Regions from separate parts of the Homo sapiens genome. Here regions 1, 2 and 4 are each linked to region 3. The links are chromatin loops, found by intact Hi-C in ENCODE. Cell type or tissue: B cell. All regions are shown on one strand. Links, peaks and the distances in the headings refer to the core of each region. The heading gives the core; the rest is flanking DNA.

The links. Hi-C counts contacts between places; a loop is a spot of excess contacts. Peaks named below come from ENCODE experiments on the same cell type or tissue, not always from the same donor. Only the 100,000 strongest peaks of a DNase experiment are listed, where the experiment ranks them.
Region 1: a loop joins it to region 3, with 17 times the contacts of the local background. A loop is called at or near these places in 20 of 110 quality-filtered maps.
Region 2: a loop joins it to region 3, with 2.0 times the contacts of the local background. A loop is called at or near these places in 8 of 110 quality-filtered maps.
Region 4: a loop joins it to region 3, with 12 times the contacts of the local background. A loop is called at or near these places in 49 of 110 quality-filtered maps.

Annotation. Positions count from the first base shown.
Region 1 is chr21:37,218,717-37,223,233 of GRCh38, reverse strand. DSCR9 (Down syndrome critical region 9) reads right to left here. Exons shown (of 3, transcript NR_026719.2): 3 at 1,498-2,996. Among named protein-coding and RNA genes, the nearest start is that of DSCR9, 12 kb to the right of the region's middle. RefSeq lists an enhancer at 2,195-2,344. In B cell, for the core only: CTCF peaks have their summits at 1,941 and 2,248; DNase peaks (open chromatin) are centred at 1,893 and 2,903; H3K4me3 peaks cover 1,985 bases; H3K27ac peaks cover 1,346 bases.
Region 2 is chr21:37,512,901-37,517,417 of GRCh38, reverse strand. It overlaps DYRK1A (dual specificity tyrosine phosphorylation regulated kinase 1A), which reads right to left. Exons shown (of 12, transcript NM_001347721.2): 12 at 1-4,517. Among named protein-coding and RNA genes, the nearest start is that of KCNJ6-AS1, 3.5 kb to the left of the region's middle. In B cell, for the core only: no CTCF peak of the experiment used is centred there; no DNase peak of the experiment used is centred there; H3K27ac peaks cover 487 bases.
Region 3 is chr21:37,561,461-37,565,977 of GRCh38, reverse strand. All of the region lies in intron 1 of KCNJ6-AS1 (KCNJ6 antisense RNA 1), which reads right to left. LOC105372798 (a long non-coding RNA gene) reads right to left here. Exons shown (of 2, transcript XR_005647073.2): 1 at 1,097-4,517. Among named protein-coding and RNA genes, the nearest start is that of KCNJ6-AS1, 45 kb to the right of the region's middle. RefSeq lists an enhancer at 1,837-2,131 and a silencer at 2,171-2,270. In B cell, for the core only: a CTCF peak has its summit at 2,313 (motif pointing right); a DNase peak (open chromatin) is centred at 2,017; H3K4me3 peaks cover 1,897 bases; H3K27ac peaks cover 1,475 bases.
Region 4 is chr21:37,256,539-37,260,538 of GRCh38, reverse strand. All of the region lies in intron 1 of VPS26C (VPS26 endosomal protein sorting factor C), which reads left to right. Among named protein-coding and RNA genes, the nearest start is that of VPS26C, 8.8 kb to the left of the region's middle. RefSeq lists enhancers at 1,880-2,472, 2,461-2,740, 2,473-3,065, 3,151-3,250. In B cell, for the core only: no CTCF peak of the experiment used is centred there; DNase peaks (open chromatin) are centred at 2,128 and 2,958; H3K4me3 peaks cover 1,848 bases; H3K27ac peaks cover 2,216 bases.

The DNA of each region.
Region 1 (4,517 bases), core at 273-4,272, 340 kb after region 3:
CTGCAACTGTCCCACTCTTGCCCAGGCTTGCTGGAGTTGGGGTTATCCACAGTCAGAGGTTCAGAGTTGTCAAATTCTCCAATTAGAGCAAGAGATGAGGAAAGGAAAGGGAGACGAAAGAAAGAGGCTGTGCCTCAGAAATAATAACGCCGCATATCTACAACTATCTGATCTTTGACAAACCTGAGAAAAACAAGCAATGGGGAAAGGATTCCCTATTTAATAAATGGTGCTGGGAAAACTGGCCAACCATATGTAGAAAGCTGAAACTGGATCCCTTCCTTGCACCTTATACAAAAATCAGTTCAAGATGGATTAAAGACTTAAACGTTAGACCTAAAACCATAACCTAGGCATTACCATTCAGGACATAGGCATGGGCAAGGACTTCATGTCTAAAACACCAAAACCAATGGCAACCAAAGGCAAAATTGACAAATGGGATCTAATTAAACTAAAGAGCTTCTGCACAGCAAAAGAAACTACCATCAGAGTGAACAGGCAACCTACAAAATGGGAGAAAATTTTCGCAACCTACTCATCTGACAAAGGGCTAATATCCAGAATCTACAATGAACTCAAACAAATTTACAAGAAAAAAACAACCCCATCAACAAGTGGGTGAAGGATATGAACAGACACTTCTCAAAAGAAGACATTTATGCAGCCAAAAAACACATGAAAAAATGCTCATCATCACTGGCCATCAGAGAAATGCAAATCAAAACCACAATGAGATACCATCTCACACCAGTTAGAATGGCGATCATTCAAAAGTCAGGAAACAACAGGTGCTGGAGAGGATGTGGAGAAATAAGAACACTTTTACACTGTTGGTAGGACTGTACACTAGTTCAACCATTGTGGAAGACAGTGTGGCGATTCCTCAGGGATCTAGAACTAGAAATACCATTTGACCCAGCCATCCCATTACTGGGTATATACCCAAAGGACTATAAATCATGCTGCTATAAAGACACACGCACGTGTATGTTTATTGCGGCATTATTCACAATAGCAAAGACTTGGAACCAACCCAAATGTCCAACAATGACAGATTGGATTAAGAAAATGTGGCACATATACACCATGGAATACTATGCAGCCATAAAAAACGATGAGTTCATGTCCTTTGTAGGGACATGGATGAAATTGGAAATCATCATTCTCAGTAAACTATCGCAAGAACAAAAAACCAAACACCGCATATTCTCACTCATAGGTGGGAACTGAACAATGAGAACACATGGACACAGGAAGGGGAACATCACACTCTGGGGACTGTTGTGGGGTGGGGGGAGGGGGAGGGATAGCATTGGGAGATATACCTAATGCTAGATGACGAGTTAGTGGGTGCAGCGCACCAGCATGGCACATGTATACATATGTAACTAACCTGCACACTGTGCACATGTACCCTAAAACTTAAAGTATAATAATAAAAAAGAAAAATTGCTTCAAATGAACAACAAAAAAAAAGAGGCTGTGAACAATGAATCTAAAACAATATTTTCTTTTGGGAAATGCCCGTTTTGGCAGGAATACATTTTGGCTCCGCTGTGCTGTGAATTCGGAGGAAAAGTAGGGAGGGCCGGAAAGCCCAGGGCTTCATGCAGAGTAGACATCAAGAACCCACCTGCTCTGGAGTCTTGGTGGGCAAGGGGAACGAACCTTCCAGTCCATTTCTACCGTCACCATAATTCCTGTGTCTGAATCTGAATCACCTTCTTCAAAAACTGGGGGCTGAGGTTGCCTCCACATGCTAACGCTGATTCAGGGCGGCAGCAGATGCTGGTGTTCTCAGTTCCTTCCTGCTTCCGCTTCCTGTTCAGGAACAGGGCCGCATTTTCCCATCCTCTTCGGCTGTAGGCGTGGTCACGTGACCAGGAGGGCGGGGCGCGCCTGCCTAGCATACGCTGGAGGACGGCGCCCTCACCCTGGCGGGAGGTGGATCCCCAGCGCGGTGCAGTTACATCGCAGACATGGGCTCGTCTATACGCTGCTGGACGGCCGGGGTCTGGGCTCCACAGCCGGGGGGCACCACCCTGGAGCTGGTGATAGGGGAGGGAATCGCCGCTCGGGCGCCCGGGCCTCGCGCGGAGCCTGCGTGCGCGGGAGTTCACGGGGCAAATCCTGCCCATCCTCCGCGCTCAGGCGTGGCTTCAAAAGCCTCGGGCCGGGTGGTGCAGCCCCAGCATAACCTGGCGCCCCGGTGGCTGCTGGAGTGGTTGGCTCAGAATGGAAGGAAACGGTGGGGTCTGCGTTACTCTGTGGTGATAAAAAAGAGAAGCGGCAGCTTAGCGCCAAGAATAAATGATGACCGCCGGAATCCCTGCCGTTAGGCGCAGGTCTTGGCATGAGAGCTGCAACAGGGCGGCCAGCTGGGCGCCAGGGGGCCTGGGCCGCCTGTCCGGTGCGGGTCCCCGAATATCCTGGGCTCTTCCGGGAAGTGCCGCTGCGGTGAGGCCAGAGCCTCCCGCTACGGAGGATGCGATGTGATGTGCTGTGCGTTGCTCTACTCAACGGAGCGCCATTCCCGTGGTTTCGCCTTGCTGCAGTTTCAGTAGATACCGGCTATTGATTTTGGTCTGAGACTCGCAGCCATGTGAACATTAGTGTTATTCTGGGTCAGGCCGTCTTCTAAGTGCTGTATGTTACCTCGTTATAGCGACCCTGTGAGGAGGGAACTGTTAGTAGCATTAGCAGTCTAGGAAAAGAAATCCATTTTGCCAGGCGCTTGTCCATCCGTCTGCGCACCTCCCCACCGTTCCATCCCAGGCGAGCAGTCTGTAACGTGGTGCAGTTTTGCCTGCGCTGCAGCCCATTCTTTCACCTCGCTTCATTTGGGTTTTACTTTGCCGTGTCATTGACAAGTTTTTCTATGCATTTGTTCCCATGTATGCATCACAGGTTATTAGCTGCGTCACCACGTGTTGAGACGCGCGAAGGGCTCTGTTACCTCTTCATGGTTTGAATTGTTACGTCACCCTGGCGTTCTTGAACAAAGAATTGGACAAAACACACAAAGCAAGGAAAGAAGGAAGCAACAAAAGCAGAGATTTGTTGAAAATGAAAGTACACCCACAAGGTGGGAGCAGCCCATGAGGCTGAAGGGCCCGGTGACACAATTTTCTGGGATTTAAATACCCTGTAGAGGTTTCCCATTGGTTACTTGGTGTACACCTTGTGTAAATGAAGTAGTGGACCATAATCAGTCTGATTGGTTGCAGGAGAGGACCAACCAGAGGCTGAAGCGAAGTTATAAAGCTATACCCTATGCAAACATCTGATTAGTTGCAGAAAGCAACCAATCAGAGGCTGAAGTTACAAAGTTATACTCCCATGCAAATGAAGTCTTGACCTGTGAACAGCCTCATTGGCTGTGGGAGGGGACCAATCAAAGGTACTTAGAGTTTATCTGCCACGTGGAAAAAGGGGGGTTGCAGAGGGAGTAGCCTCTGGTCCTTTTGTTACTTGGATGTGGAAAGTTGGGGTTTTCCTTTTGATTTAGTTCTAGGAAGTCAGCGTGAATTGGGCTTAGGTTTACTGCCTCCAGACCCTATTCTCCTGCCTCAGAATGGTCTCAGTTTTGATCAGCTGAGTCAAATGAAAATGAAGTCCTGAGACTAACGCAATCATTTGCAGCTGGATCCAGTTTAGGAAGGAGGCGAGTGATTAAAGGACCAGAAAGTCCGATCTAATTATATTCTAGGACTGATTTCTTCTATGTAGAGTAAAAATACTAGGGTATGTTCCAGACCCATTCAAAGGACTGAAATGTCCTTTAGTGAATGACCTCACAATACCTTCTGAGGGGTGTTTATTATTCCCATCTCACAGGTGAGCAGGCTGAGGCACAGAGAAACTGACCTGCCTAAGCCACGTAGCTCTGTTGATTCTTGGCCTGATATTCCCCCAACTTACTACAACCAACACAGAATTACAGTAGACCGCCATTGCCCTGCCATGGGTAAGACCTCATTGATGGGGACACGATCAGTTCTTCGTGAACCATTACTGTTGAAGCCACCATTCATCATTTCCAGCTGGTTTTCAAAAAGGTAGAATAAAGTTTTATGCGAAGAAATCAGTTTTCATTGTGAGAGCTACCCAAGCTAACTCATTTTGGGACTCCGAATAAGAGTAGATATTAAAAACACAAAGCAGAACAACTGCCCGGGAAAATGCTCTATGAAGGTAAGGTCTTCTTTCGAATATAAACAGTTCTGCAACCTAAAGGCTGTCAAAACTAGCCACTTTGGTAGGGAGAAAAAAAAATCATACATGTGAGTCTAAGAGGTGGAGGTGAGAATAAGCCTCCTGGGTCAGCATCTTCTCCACTATGGCCACTGAAAATTATTCATATTTGAGACTATCTTAAGTGGCTACAGTGGTCAGAGAATATGACATTACTAAGAAACAGAAGGGCACCTAATTTGTAGAATCAAAGCGGATCCAGCTATACTCACACAAAATGCAGTCAAATTATTAGAGTGTATCACTCAAAAGATGCAGAA
Region 2 (4,517 bases), core at 286-4,285, 49 kb after region 3:
CAAATAGCTGGTCTTTCAGACAGATGAAACATTAAGCACTTATACCTACACGGCCTTTCTCTAGCTATGAGAACTCGGCCAACCACACCCATGCCAGCATCGCCCGGCCTCCCATGCGAACAGAGCTGGGCTCCACTTGTCTTGTCCACTTGTTTCCTCTGTCCTGCATCATGAACTTTTGCCACCACTTTGCCTGACCCAAACTTAATGCACTTTATTAATAGTCAACATGACTCAGGCTCTAGTACTGTGCTCCTTCAGGACCCAGCTGGGACTGAACCAGGCTACCTGGTAAAAGCGAAGGGAAGCCGGTTTAAGACTTGTCTCTGCCTCCTCTATGCTTTGAAGAAGGATTCACAGGTTTTGCTGGGGATGACAGGAAATTCAACTGAAATGGAAATTTACCCACATTAATTCCACACCTGATAACAGGGACATACCCTAAAGATGGGAAATTATGGGGAAAAATTTTCAGGTACAGCAGCTGCATACTGGAAGAGAGACCTGTAGCATTCTAGTTGTGTTTCAAATCAGCGTCCAGTTGGAGAAACACTTTGTCTCCTAAGATTTAAAGTAGGAAATTAGAAATAAATACTGACAAATACCTGACAGTCTCAGTGTTAAGGTAGTGTTATTTTTTTTAAAGTTCTGATGCAAGAACACCCACTGAGAGCAGCCAAAATCTGGGACCTTGGCTATGCATAATGCCAAAGAGAGCCAAACACACCAAGCGATGAGCCACTTACCTCAATGAACATGTCTTCCACAAAACAAGCATCCAGTGCCTTCAACACAGGCATACGTCAAAAATTCCTGGTCCAGGGTGAAAGCCCAGTAGGCATCCACAGGCTGGTTCTCAGTGGATTCATTTGGATTAAGGTTAGTCATTAAAAGGGAGGATAACAAATAAGCTATCTTCTTAGGGTTTCTTCTCTTGTTCTTTGTACTACAAATTACTTGGTGATGTATGTTTTCACGCAAGGAAACAGGCCTAGATAAGAAACCAGGGTTATGAAAATCAGAACTTCTCCTCTACTCTCCCTGACACCAAAGGTTTTCCAACGTCTGGTCAACAGACATCCCTAGCAGATTTTTAAGAAATCTGAATGAAGTCTGGGTATACCGAAGTCACGCACGGCTTTTGTCCCCATTACATTTTCAAACTTCCTTCATATATAGCAGTAAGACCAAGTCATGTATTTGGAATGAACCATCTGGTCTATTACATACAGTCTACCACTATAAAAATGGACATAAAAATGAGTCTTGAACTTGTATTCTGTCTATGGGGATACCACCCAGAATGCACCGGATCGCATCTGAACCTGCATTCTGCGACTATCAAAATAAAGGCAGGCCCAAAGGAAACTGAGAAACTGGCCTAGAACTGAGTGCCTGCTATCTCGTCTTCGTGTGTATTTTGATTATGTATCTCCCTATTGGAAGAACAGAAAAGTTCAACACCACAAAAGCTGGGAAGCAGTACAGGGGCAAACTCAATGGTCACTTGTGAGCCTAACATAATTACTGAATCTTTCATGATTTTTTACATGTAGTTTTAAATAAAAATGTCGGTTTTTTTTTTTCAGCCCAATATCCATGTGCCTAGGTAAAATTCTCACACCCTAAGAAGAAAACTAATGGAAGTTTTCCTTTCTTACATGTGGTTAACTTCAACTTTACGCAACCAACCTTAATTTTACAGATTCACGCTTAACTTTTAAATAAGCATCTTGCCTCTCGAAAGCCACCTTAATATATACTGAAGCAGGTGAATTTGTAAAAAGAGAAGACTTTAGGTTAGCAATTGAATCACAGTGGCAAGAATTCTAGAATTCTGATATGGCCCCGTACGAGGAGTTAGGGAAGGAAGAATGAGTATTCGTATTCCTTCCTTCATCCAAGCACGTCAAAGCATATCAGAGAAAACCATCAGACCCTCACATCCAGTCGAAATGCTACCAACTAAAATATGAGCATTTTGAATCACAAAATTATGTAAACATTCAAATAAAAAAATCAATGTGAAAAATCAAAATGATCTGTTAAACCTCCAATTTTTACTTTCAGAGATTGCTGATGCCTATGTCAATGTATCTCAAATAGTTTCCTTTTTACACATTTAACTCAACTTTGATACTATACCTACCAGACCTGGACCAGTTTAATTGCATAGGAAGATTTTTACTATGTTTACATTTTTCTTAAATTAATTTTTAAAAAAGCATAGTAAAGAGTCTGAGGACAAATTATTCAACTGTTTATCATACATAAGACCGCATGACTATAATACAAAGGGGGGTTCTTTTTTCATTTAACGTTACAATATACACAGCAAGTCCGGACTAGATCTTACAATCTGAACACAGGTATTTAACCTTTTCCATGCTGTTTATGTTTACAATGCACAGAAGTCCTGTAACCAAACTGTGTAGTAAAGCACACAAAACTGGACTGTAACATAACACAGTATGCAGAAGCATTGGATTTTATGATTTTCTTTACGTAAATATCGGTTTAAAAACTGCTTTAGTTTTTTGGTGCTTGCTAAGATGTGGCAACCAGCACAGAAAAAAAAAATGACCTGACCCATATGATATCTTAACCTTATATTCCTAAACAGCAGTAACTACTGAATTCCTTTTGATATTGCTATACTCAAGATGATATCCTTTTATTCACTGTAAACCTTTATGAACTACCAAGTTCAAAAAAATCATCCACAGGCTTGACAGTTAATTACAAAATAAATATGGATTTCCTGATAAACAACAAAAAGTTTTTGTAGTTTATAAAAACGAGTATTTCCAAGTTTCCATTCACATTTACATAGTGTTTAGCCTTTCTTTTCTCACTGTTTACATATAAAAACCTGCTTTTGTTCAGAAAAAAAATTGACCTAGTCAGCCACATGGAATTGACCAATAGAATGAAACGCGGTGTTCTGCTGAGTCATCTTAAACAGGTTATCGGCAGAGGTAGATTACTGCTTCTTTTCTAGGCTTCTTTTGATCCTGGACAGGTAAATTACTTATCTTCATTCTCCCAATTCAACCGCTCAAAAGTGTCACACCCCAAAATTGGTCAATTTAAAATGGGAACACAAATTTAGCAACTGCCAGACTGTGTTACATTAAGGCAGCGTAATCTCAACACGAGGCACCTGTTAAATACCAGCCTGTCTGCTCAGGTCACGCATGAGAGTTCTGCTTTGCTTGCACTCATACTCTGGACCTGTTGGTGCAATCAAGGTCTTGCTTTCAAGTTTACAAGTAGGTTAATCAGGAATACAAGAATCAACTGCTGGTTCCATAGCTTCTGGATCCAGTGTCCCTTTACCTTCAGAAGCCTGAACACACTTAGAATGTAACAGATGTTGTAATCTTGAATTAGATGTCAATCTACTATGTTCAGTACACAGATTGCTGTAAATGTATTGGCTATGGATTCAACAACAGTTCCAGTTTTGTTTAAGCAATAGTACAGCCATAATTTTCAACTGACATTTAAAAATGGTCTAGTTACACCTTGTGTCAAAGTGCAGAACTGCTACATTATTGGTTACAGACATCTATGTGCTATAAAAACAGCTTTGGTACAATAAATTATCAAAAAAGAAAATAAATTTTTGTAAAATTCACAGCATAATTGTGAGGCAAAAAAGCAGTCACATAAAATTCTGCATTTTTTAAAAATGTTCAGGATGAACAGAAGACATCTTTGTGCAGAAGAAATGGTGGAGATACCACGTGCCGAGAAAAAGCAAAAGAAAAAGTAAAAAGCAGGAAGGGACACAGCTGTAGCTATTTCCATCAAAGCAAACCACTACTTCTGTGACCTTCAACCAATAAGGAAGTCAACTTTATGACACACGCAAAGTGACCTTGCAATACCTTACAATTAGTGGGTCACAAAAGTCTATTTTAAAAGAAAGGCCTCTTGAATTACCCATTCTCTGTGTTTTCAGCATTAAGGACTGTCTGCAAAAGCATGTCCAAAAGTGATTGCATCTGAAATGGTAGGCTCTTCTAATTTCGAGTCCAAATCCATAAGGCCAAAGGTTATCCCAAAGACCACCACTCAGACCTCCCCAGGACTGGCCACGACCGACCCGTTGATTGCTTCTCAGTGCACCTTGGTTAGGAGACCAGTCACGTTCCATCCTATCTTCCTGTGGCCTCTGCAACGGGAGAGCCACAGGATCCCATGTAATTGCTGCTTTGCTCCTCAGTAGGTTCAGATAGGAGAGTTCTGATCCCCGCCACTCAGCATGCTTACTGTGCCTGACAAACTTCACCACAACCGTCCCTTTCATACAGCTGAAGATGGTGTTTGTGGAAGCTGGAGGTCCCTCTTCCTTACAGTACTGCATTTCCGTGCCCAAGTGTGTTTAGAGGACTTAAAAACCCAAATTTCCCACCCTCCCACCCAAAACAAAACAGAACAAAACAAAAAAAAAGGGGGATGGGGGGGACAAAAAGAAAAAAAAAAAACACCCTCATGGGGCCCTTTATGCA
Region 3 (4,517 bases), core at 221-4,220:
TGTAGTTACAGTAGATTGCAAGCCACTACTTCATTTGCATGGGTGTACAGCAAGTGGCCAATGGGAAACCTCTAGAGGGCATTTAAACCCCAGAAAATTCTGAAACCAGGCTCTTAGTCCCTATGCTCGGGTCTGATCCCATCTTGTGGAGTGTACTTTCGTTTTCAATAAATCTCTGCTTTTGTTGCTTCGTTCTTTCCTTGCTGTGTTTGTGGGTTTTGCCCAGTTCTTTGTACAAGACGCCAAGAACCTGGACACCCTCCACCAGTAACACTGTCTCTATTTGAAAAAAAAAAAGTGAAACTCTGTGTCTACTAAAATACAAAAATTAGCCAGGCATGGTGGCGGGCGCCCATAATCCTAGCTACTCGGGAGGCTGAGGCACGAGGATCGCTTGAACCCGGGAGGCAGAGGTTGCAGTGGGCCGAGATCGAGCCACACTGCACTCCAGCCTGGGCGACAGAGCAAGACTTTGTCAAAAAAAAAAAAAAAAAGAAAAAAAAAAGGAAGGAAGAAAGGAAAGAAAGAAAGTCTCCTGGTCCAAATTTCTAGATTGTGTGATTTTCAAGTTAACAAGAGACAACCTGGTCTTCAAAGCCTGACTGCCTGCAAGAATATTGGGATGGGGGGAGGACGCTGCAGACACGGACGGTCACATGGCCGCTGATACTGACTCACTCAGGGCAGACAGATATGGCAGGGAAAAGCAAATATTCATCCTGGGAAATGCTGAGCTTCAGGTGCCCAGAGGACAACCAGGTGATACCAAGCAGTGGCTGGGGATGTAAAAGTAAGGCACGAGAAGGAAGAACACCACGCCTGGGTTTGGAGGTGCACTGGAATAAGCCTGTTCTGTAGCATCTTCGCGCCTAAATACTTTCCCTCTCCTCCACGTTCATCTAGTCTCCTTTGCCTAAAAAACCATTTCAAATGGAGCCATTAGGAGCCAGCTCCTGGACTCCCGCAAGCAAAGTAAATAGCTTTGGCACCCAGCATGACTGTGCTAATTGAGGTCGAGTGGAAAGGCTGGGCTGGGAAAAAGTCTGAACTCCTGGGTCAGAATGACCTGGATTCAAATTTCAACCCTGCCACCTACCAGCTGTGCTTCCCCGAGTCATTCACAACCTCCTGAGCCTCAGAATCCTCTTGAGTGAAACAGAGATAAAACTCGTCTCATAGGGTAATGAATTTCACAAACCAGTTCCTAACTGGAGGCACTCGGTGGTGGCAGCTGCGGCGTTTGCACTGTAATTGTTGATGGGCTCCCTTTCTCTCTCTCCCCCTCCTAGACTCAGCCCCACTGAGCAGCCCCGGCTTCCACAGGCCCCCATGAGTCACACTGGTGCCTGGCGCTGCAGAGCTGGAGGAGGCTGTGGGGAAGGGAGCTCAAGCTGGCCACCCCAGCAGGGCTCATGGAAATCCTGGGCATGACTCAGCTGTGACGATCTGAATTCATATTTGTGATTTGTCAGACACACAGGAACGACGACAGCATCAGCCTGCCACCTTCTGCCAGGAAGAAGATAACCAATGCTAGCAACTGTGAGTCACCACAGAGGTTTCGCTGCAGATCCACCTGGGGGGTGCACGGGGGTGAGGGGCTGTCCTAAGGTCCAGTAGACGTTCCCCGGGGGGACAGGAGTGAAAAGCAAGTTGGGAATGGGCTTGGATGTCGTGGAGAGGGGACATGGCCTCTGCAAGGATCTTCCCAGAAGGGTGCCCTCAAGGCACCACGACGTCACGGGCAGTAAGGACGTGCACCCTCGGAGCAAGCCTGTTTTCCTCCGGAGCAACTTCGGAGCTTTAGGGCATTCGCTGGAGGGCCTCATGAGGGACGGCTGCCCTGCAAGTTGCTGGGGACCAAAGGACGCAGGGCGCGAAGCTCAGCAAGCAAAGGTGACCAGCCCTACCGAGAGCCGGTAGCAAATACCCGAAAAGCTACTCTGGGCCCACGCCTGCGCGCTCGGAAGACGCCATGGCAACCGCAGCAGCACCGCCCCCCGAAGCCCGGGGCTGGCGCTTAGGGCGTGGCCAGGGAGCTCCCAGTCAATCGACGCCGCGGACGCACAGTCACGTGGTCGCTGCGGACGCGGACGGGGACGGTCACGTGGCCGACAAGCGGGCTGCGTTCTTTCGCCTTGGGCCCCTCGGAAGCGTCCGCAGCCCCCTGGAACCCTAGCGGTGGGGTCTTCCAGCTGGAGCGGCCTACGCCGGCGGCTCGCGGCCCCCGCCGCCGACAGCCTGCAAGCGTCCCGCTTGGTCCCGCCGCAGCCCCGAGATGGCGCTGCGTTCAGAGGCATGCGTGGGGGCTTCCGAGCCTGCGATTTCCTGGCTTTTGAGCATCTTTGTCTCCACTCTCCACGTCGTCCTCTCAGGAAAACTTGAGGCCCGAGAGAACGTTCCAGCAGGAAATCTGCGGAAATCGGATGGGAGCAGTGCATGCCAGGAACTCGCCAGCTGCTCCCAGATACATGTCTGCTTCCTGCAACTACCCTGCGGGGCGGGCTACCTGGTCCCTGCCTTAGAGATGAGGAAACAGGCTCAGATGGCATTGAAAACCTTCCCCGAGACTGCACAAAGCCAGGCTTTTCCCACCAGGACACCCTACTCGCTGCTTCTGAGTGACCATCCTCGTGCCACACTTCAGGTGTGAGGGGAAGGGCTCAGCTAAGCTCAGTGCACTGGGCCCTGTCCCGGAGGAGCCAGCTGCCGAACCCAACCTCGTGTCTTCAGGACAAGACAGCGTGTCACCAGTGCCAGCCAGAGTCCCCGGCCTTGGCACTGCGCTGGGCTCAGAGGAAGGAGGAGACCTACCAGGGACTTCAGCTGTAATGAGGCTACTCTGGCTGCGATGGGGCCACTTAAGCACAGAGCCGGCCAGGCGTGAAAAATGGTCTCCCTCACATACACTTAACCGAGCCAGCTAAGGAGATACCAAAACTGTCCCAACTTTTTTCATGTCAAATGAATGAGGTTTGTTTCAGTCCCAACAGCAAAATAGAAATGCTGTCTTAGTAGAATCAAACTAATAGCCACTAATGGTAAATCCAGCCCTTTCTACCATTTAAACTCTCCCTGGAAATGCCTGAAATTCCATTTTAGCAGTTCTCGGATTCGGAATCATCTTCTTTGTATTCATTGATAGATGAAATGCACATAACCTCTAAATTTCCAGTGGGAGAGGAGGTCAGACAAAGCACTGGGCCCTAGGGAGAGGGAAGTGGAGATGCAAAAAAGGGAAGAAGGGCCCCCCTCCTTTTGGAGAGACTCTAAGAGGGGCCACTGGATCCACTCGGTGCATGTCACTGAGGAAGCTCTAAACCCTGGTTTGTCCAGTTCAGCACTCCCCAAGCCTTAGAAGGTTGTTTGTCAGCCCCTTGTGGGGTTCTGTTCCAAAGACTGCATGAACCCACTGAATGCCTAGAGCCACATGTGGCCATATTCACAGGGATATGAGCAAGGAACTCCAACATGTTCTTCTGGCCACGCTTCCCTCTGAGCAGCCGTGTCATCAAGAGAGTAAGAGTTCAAAACTAGGCTCTACTCTCCCAGGATTCACCAGAACCACTTCTGTTTCCCTTTCCAGGAAGCAAAGCAAAACCACACTCAGAAAATAACGAGAAAGAGCCATAAGTCAAAGGAAAACAAGTCAATAAATCCACTATCTATGGCTCCAAGGAGTAGAGGAAGCACCCAAAGTGATATTATTGTGAAACATTATTATTAATATGGGAAAGCCGCTTCTATGTGGACCTGCTCCTGACTCGTATCTCTTCATCTACACAGACTCTTGCTGATTTCAAAGGAAAGCCCCAGGGTGGGAGCGTGGATACTGCAGGAGGGTGCTGGTCTTAATCATCTGAGAATGAGATCTTACCTTCCTGCCTTACCCTTCTAGAAAAAAGGGCAGATTCAGAAATCAAGAGCCCCTCCGTTAAGTTTTGAGAAATGTTATCATGAAAATGAAGCATATCGGCCAAAGGAAATTAAATCCATCTTGGCTCCCCACTACCAGTACTGCCAAATGCTTGTTCAGGGAGTAACAGTACATAGATATCTGATTAGAATCAATCTGATGTGATCCAGGGAAGGCGGAGTAAATCACTCCCTACAGTAAGTGACCTTGTTGATCCCCTACTAAAGACGTGGAAGAAAGAGCCGGCAGGCGTCTGAGGAATTGTGGCCATCATTTCCAGCTACATGGAGGGCCTATACACCAGAACTCCCGGAGGGCCTTTTACATTTTGGTGTGGGCCATTGTTCCCTTTCCCTCTTGCCCTCAGCCCCAGGGGTATGACACATTGTAGGGCTCACTGTCCATGAGTCTGAACATCAGCACCAACAGCGGGAGCAGCAGGGGAGAGAGGGCCTTCATGCAAGGAGAGCACGCCACCACCTCATGCCCCAGCTTCTACACCTGTTACCCACTGTTCCATCTTTAGGAGGCTGACTCCACCTGGTATTTCTACCAGATCTAAATGATCACATCAGGGATCCAGGCACAAGTTGTCAGGACA
Region 4 (4,000 bases), core at 1-4,000, 310 kb after region 3:
TTTTTAAGTATTTTATTAAGATAGAGATGAAATCACGCTATGTTGCCCAGGTCGGTCTCAAACTCCTGGCCTCAAGCAATCCTCCTGCCTTGGCCTGACAAAAGTGTTGGGATTACAGGCATGAGCCACCACACCTGGCCTAAAAACTTGACTTCTGTTTCCAAAGACCCATGGGTGATATGAGATAATCAGGAATTGTGTTAAACATTCCCTAATTCCCTACTTCCAGTGAAAGATTAAATTTCCCATGGAAACACCTAACTAATACTGTTTTATAACTAGGTAGACTAGGATAGCCTTTTCCAGCTCACAGAGTGCTTTAATCCTCCATATACTGTTAAGAGGTAGCGTTTTCTCCGTTTTGTGGTTCAGAAGACTGAGGCCCAGAGAATTCAGGGACATGCCAGGGGGACTGATGATAGCAAATATTTGAAGTTGCATCTTTTTATTCCTAAATCCAGGATTCTTTGTGCCTTCTCTGGGTCTTAATTCTCATCTGTAGAATGGAGATGATACCTACTCAAAGGTTGTATTTTAAAAATTAAATGAGATAGTGTTTTAAGACACTTATCCTAGCTTCCAACACCTCGTGGGGGCCGCAGTAATAGGTGGTGGCATTGTCATGTTCTTTTCCACGCTCCGAAGTCTGTTCACCCTTAGAATTGCCCTTTGTATGCCACAATGCTAGTTACGTTAGTACACCCTCCAAATGGCATAATGAGTGCTTGTCAGATGCTTCACAGATTGTCAAATATGTGCCCACTGTCTATGTCTGCTTGGAGGAAGGAGAGTCAGTGACCAAGGAGAACATACGGAGGTGACGGCGATTTTGGCCGTGAGAGCCAAGTGTGATTTTGGTGTTGCTGCAACTCCTTTGCTTAGTGCAGCAGATGTGTTCTTGATCAAAAAGTTGGACTCAAATGCACTGTAAATTACTTTGTGTCTTGGAACGCTGTAGGGGAGCTTATTGGTTAGAAAAATCCTGCAGTAAATCTTTCTGTAGTGTAAATATAATTCATTTGTTTTTATAAATCCAGAATGTTTTACATTCTTAAATTCTGGCACATGTACTCATGAAAATGACATTGTTAAATATTATGGTTGTGAAAAACATAAATAAGAGATTTACTCCCCAGCATAGCCAGGTTACAGTGAGAAGAAATTTATACACTGTGGACTGAGTACTGTTACCTTAAGAACCTCAATACTACCTTAATTGGGCATGCCCGTAATTTCTTATGAAAAAAAAAGGAGAAACCCTATACATAACAGTTCATTATTATGAAGAAAAATTGCAAAGCTAAAATGCTAGTTTTTTTGTTTTTTTTTTTAAGCTTAAATATTCTACTTTAACCTGCTGGATTCTTAGTAAATGAATGATCAGTTGTAACAGTGAATGCTTGTTGTAAGGACTTAGGGTATAAAAATTTAAATCTCTGAGCCAGAAGAGATCTTAAGGTAATTTTGAGAGGTATGAACCTTTTAGGAATACAGTCATCCAAACTTTAAGTAGGTCTCTTCTTCTGCCAATAACCTAATACTCCTGAAAAAGCTTGTCTGTTAAATCATAACCTAAACTCTTATATAATGCATAAGAAGCATTTTCAGAATTATCCGAGATTGTCTGAAAACTGGGATGCGATCAAAAGTGTTCATGTAGTTCTCCACTTGGTGTTTGTTGCTGCAAATCTTGTACCAGCCTGCGCCTGAGCATGGTAAAGCCTGCTTGACCACCGCGGCGTGTTTCGATACTGGACAGGTCTCAGCCTGCTTTGCACACACTTCACCCCCTGCAAGCTGCTTGCTAGATCTCCCTCGGCCACGGTGGTGGGCTTTTCCTCTGCCTCCTCCTAATGCCGAGTCCCCGGTGCAGACTCGCCTCCGTTATGTCATCTAGGAGTCTACTCCGTGTCGCCAGCCATGCCCTCTCTTAGGCCCGAAACCTGCAGCCTACACCTTCTGCCTGTTAACAAAGGAAGAAAAAAGGAGAAAACTTTATTTTCCAGGTAACAATATGTAGACTGAGGACACGTAGCTTCCAGGAAAACGAAAGCACGGAAGCCTGGGGTCCCCACCGCGCGTTCATCAGGTTCGGGGCGCTGGGAATGCCCGGCGCATGCGCAGAGGTAACACGTCACATCGCATGTTCCTTTTGGCGCCAGGTTTTAACACTGAAAAGAGGGGTTGCGGCTGTGTCGAAAGGTGAATGGCAGGGCACGGAGACGCTTTGTGTGCGCAGTCTCTGTGAAACGGCTGCAACCGGCCTGGGAACTGCAGCGCGGATCAGGAAAGGTTGTTTGCAAGGTGCCTCCTGCGCAATCGGTGCTGCTGCCGGACGCCGGGGCGGAGGCGCCCGGGTCAGTGGCACTCACTGAAGTCACTGGGCAACGTTTTCCTAGAACGGGTTTCTGCTGGCTGCAGGCAGATCTCACGGCAGTTAACCTCGTAGTGTGAGCAGTATGGGGTTATGTGAGCAACCCTTCCCCCTGCTGTGGCCGCTTAGTCTCTTCACGAGGGTCTCATCTCCGCCACACACTGGCCAGCTGGGGCCGCGGGTACCATGTGCAGCGCAGCGCAGGCTGGTGGGCGCTGCCGGCTGGTGGGCGCTGCATGGTGCTTCACTGTCCCCTGCCTCGTGGCCCCGCTCCCCGCTTGGTGCCCCACCCGGAGGCAGCAGAGCCCATCGTTCTGTCTGGACTGTTTCCAATCCAGCTAACGCCGACTTTCCTTTCCGCCGGTCCCTTGCTGCCCCTTTGTCCCCGTCCTCCCACGCCTCTGGTACCCTCGCTCCCCACCCCTTTCCCTCCCCTCCAGTCCTTTCTTCCGCCCGTGCTTGGGGCTGACCATGAGCAAGGCAGGGTTGTGAAAAGCTGGAAGGGGAAGCCAGCTTGCCATTTGCTTTCTGCTTTCATTTCAACCACACTGGAGTTTGTGACGCCCTAACACTCCCCATTTCACGCGTTCCTTTTTTCATCAGGTCGTTGTTATACAGACAGGCAGTGCTTTTACTGCATGTGGCTACACCCCCACCCCAACCCAGTTACTTTTCTAGGTTTAAGCTTCCGTTCAGAAAACAAACTGACTTGTTAGCCATCGGCTAGGTGGGCTGACCTGCGTCCCCTCCCCGAGAGCACACAGGCCAGACGCTTCGGAAGAGCGTGGTCCACACGTCACCTGCGAACAGGGACTCGCCCACGAGAAGCCGCTACGGCCTCAGAGGGAACCTTGCCTGTTTGCCTGTCCAGAGCGCAGGGAGAGGTCAGTTGACCTCAGATCCTGATCCTTTTTTACTTTTTCCAGAACATTTTCTAGATCAGTTGTTTACAGACCTCATTTTGGGAAACCGCACTTCCTATTTTTACATATATTTGCTTTTTTTTGTTTGTTTTTTTGTGTTTTGTTTTTTTGAGACAGAGCCTCACTCTGTCACCCAGGCTGGAGTGCAGTGGTACAGTCTCAGCTCACTGCAGCCTCCACCTCCCAGGCTCAAGCGATTCTCCTGCCTCAGCCTCCCGAGTAGCTGGGATTACAGGTGCGTGCTACCACGCTTGGCTAATTTTTTATTTGTAGAGACAGGGTTTCTGCATGTTGCCCAGGCTGGTCTCAAACCCCTGGGCTCAAGCGATCTTCTGGTCTCAGCCTCCCAACCACCATGCCCAACTCCATATTTACATTTTTAAATTATAAAATGGTAAAACTTTATTATCAGGAATAAAAGAAAAAAGTATGTCATACAAACGCAAATATGTAAAGATGTAATTTTTGTAAAGTACTTCTTCTTGTCCTCTAACTTAGCTACACAGAACACTTTATGGACATGTTTACATGGTGAGCAGCCATGAAAAAGACTGCCTGGGCTTTTTACTCTCTGTAATAGAGAGCTTGTGCCGTCACTTGTTGGCAGAAAACAAATCCAGGCTCAGAGAAATAGTGCCTTTCCAAGGTGATAGAAAATAGATTTTACCTTTCATCTGGTAAGTTACAAATGGTTGTTTCCTTA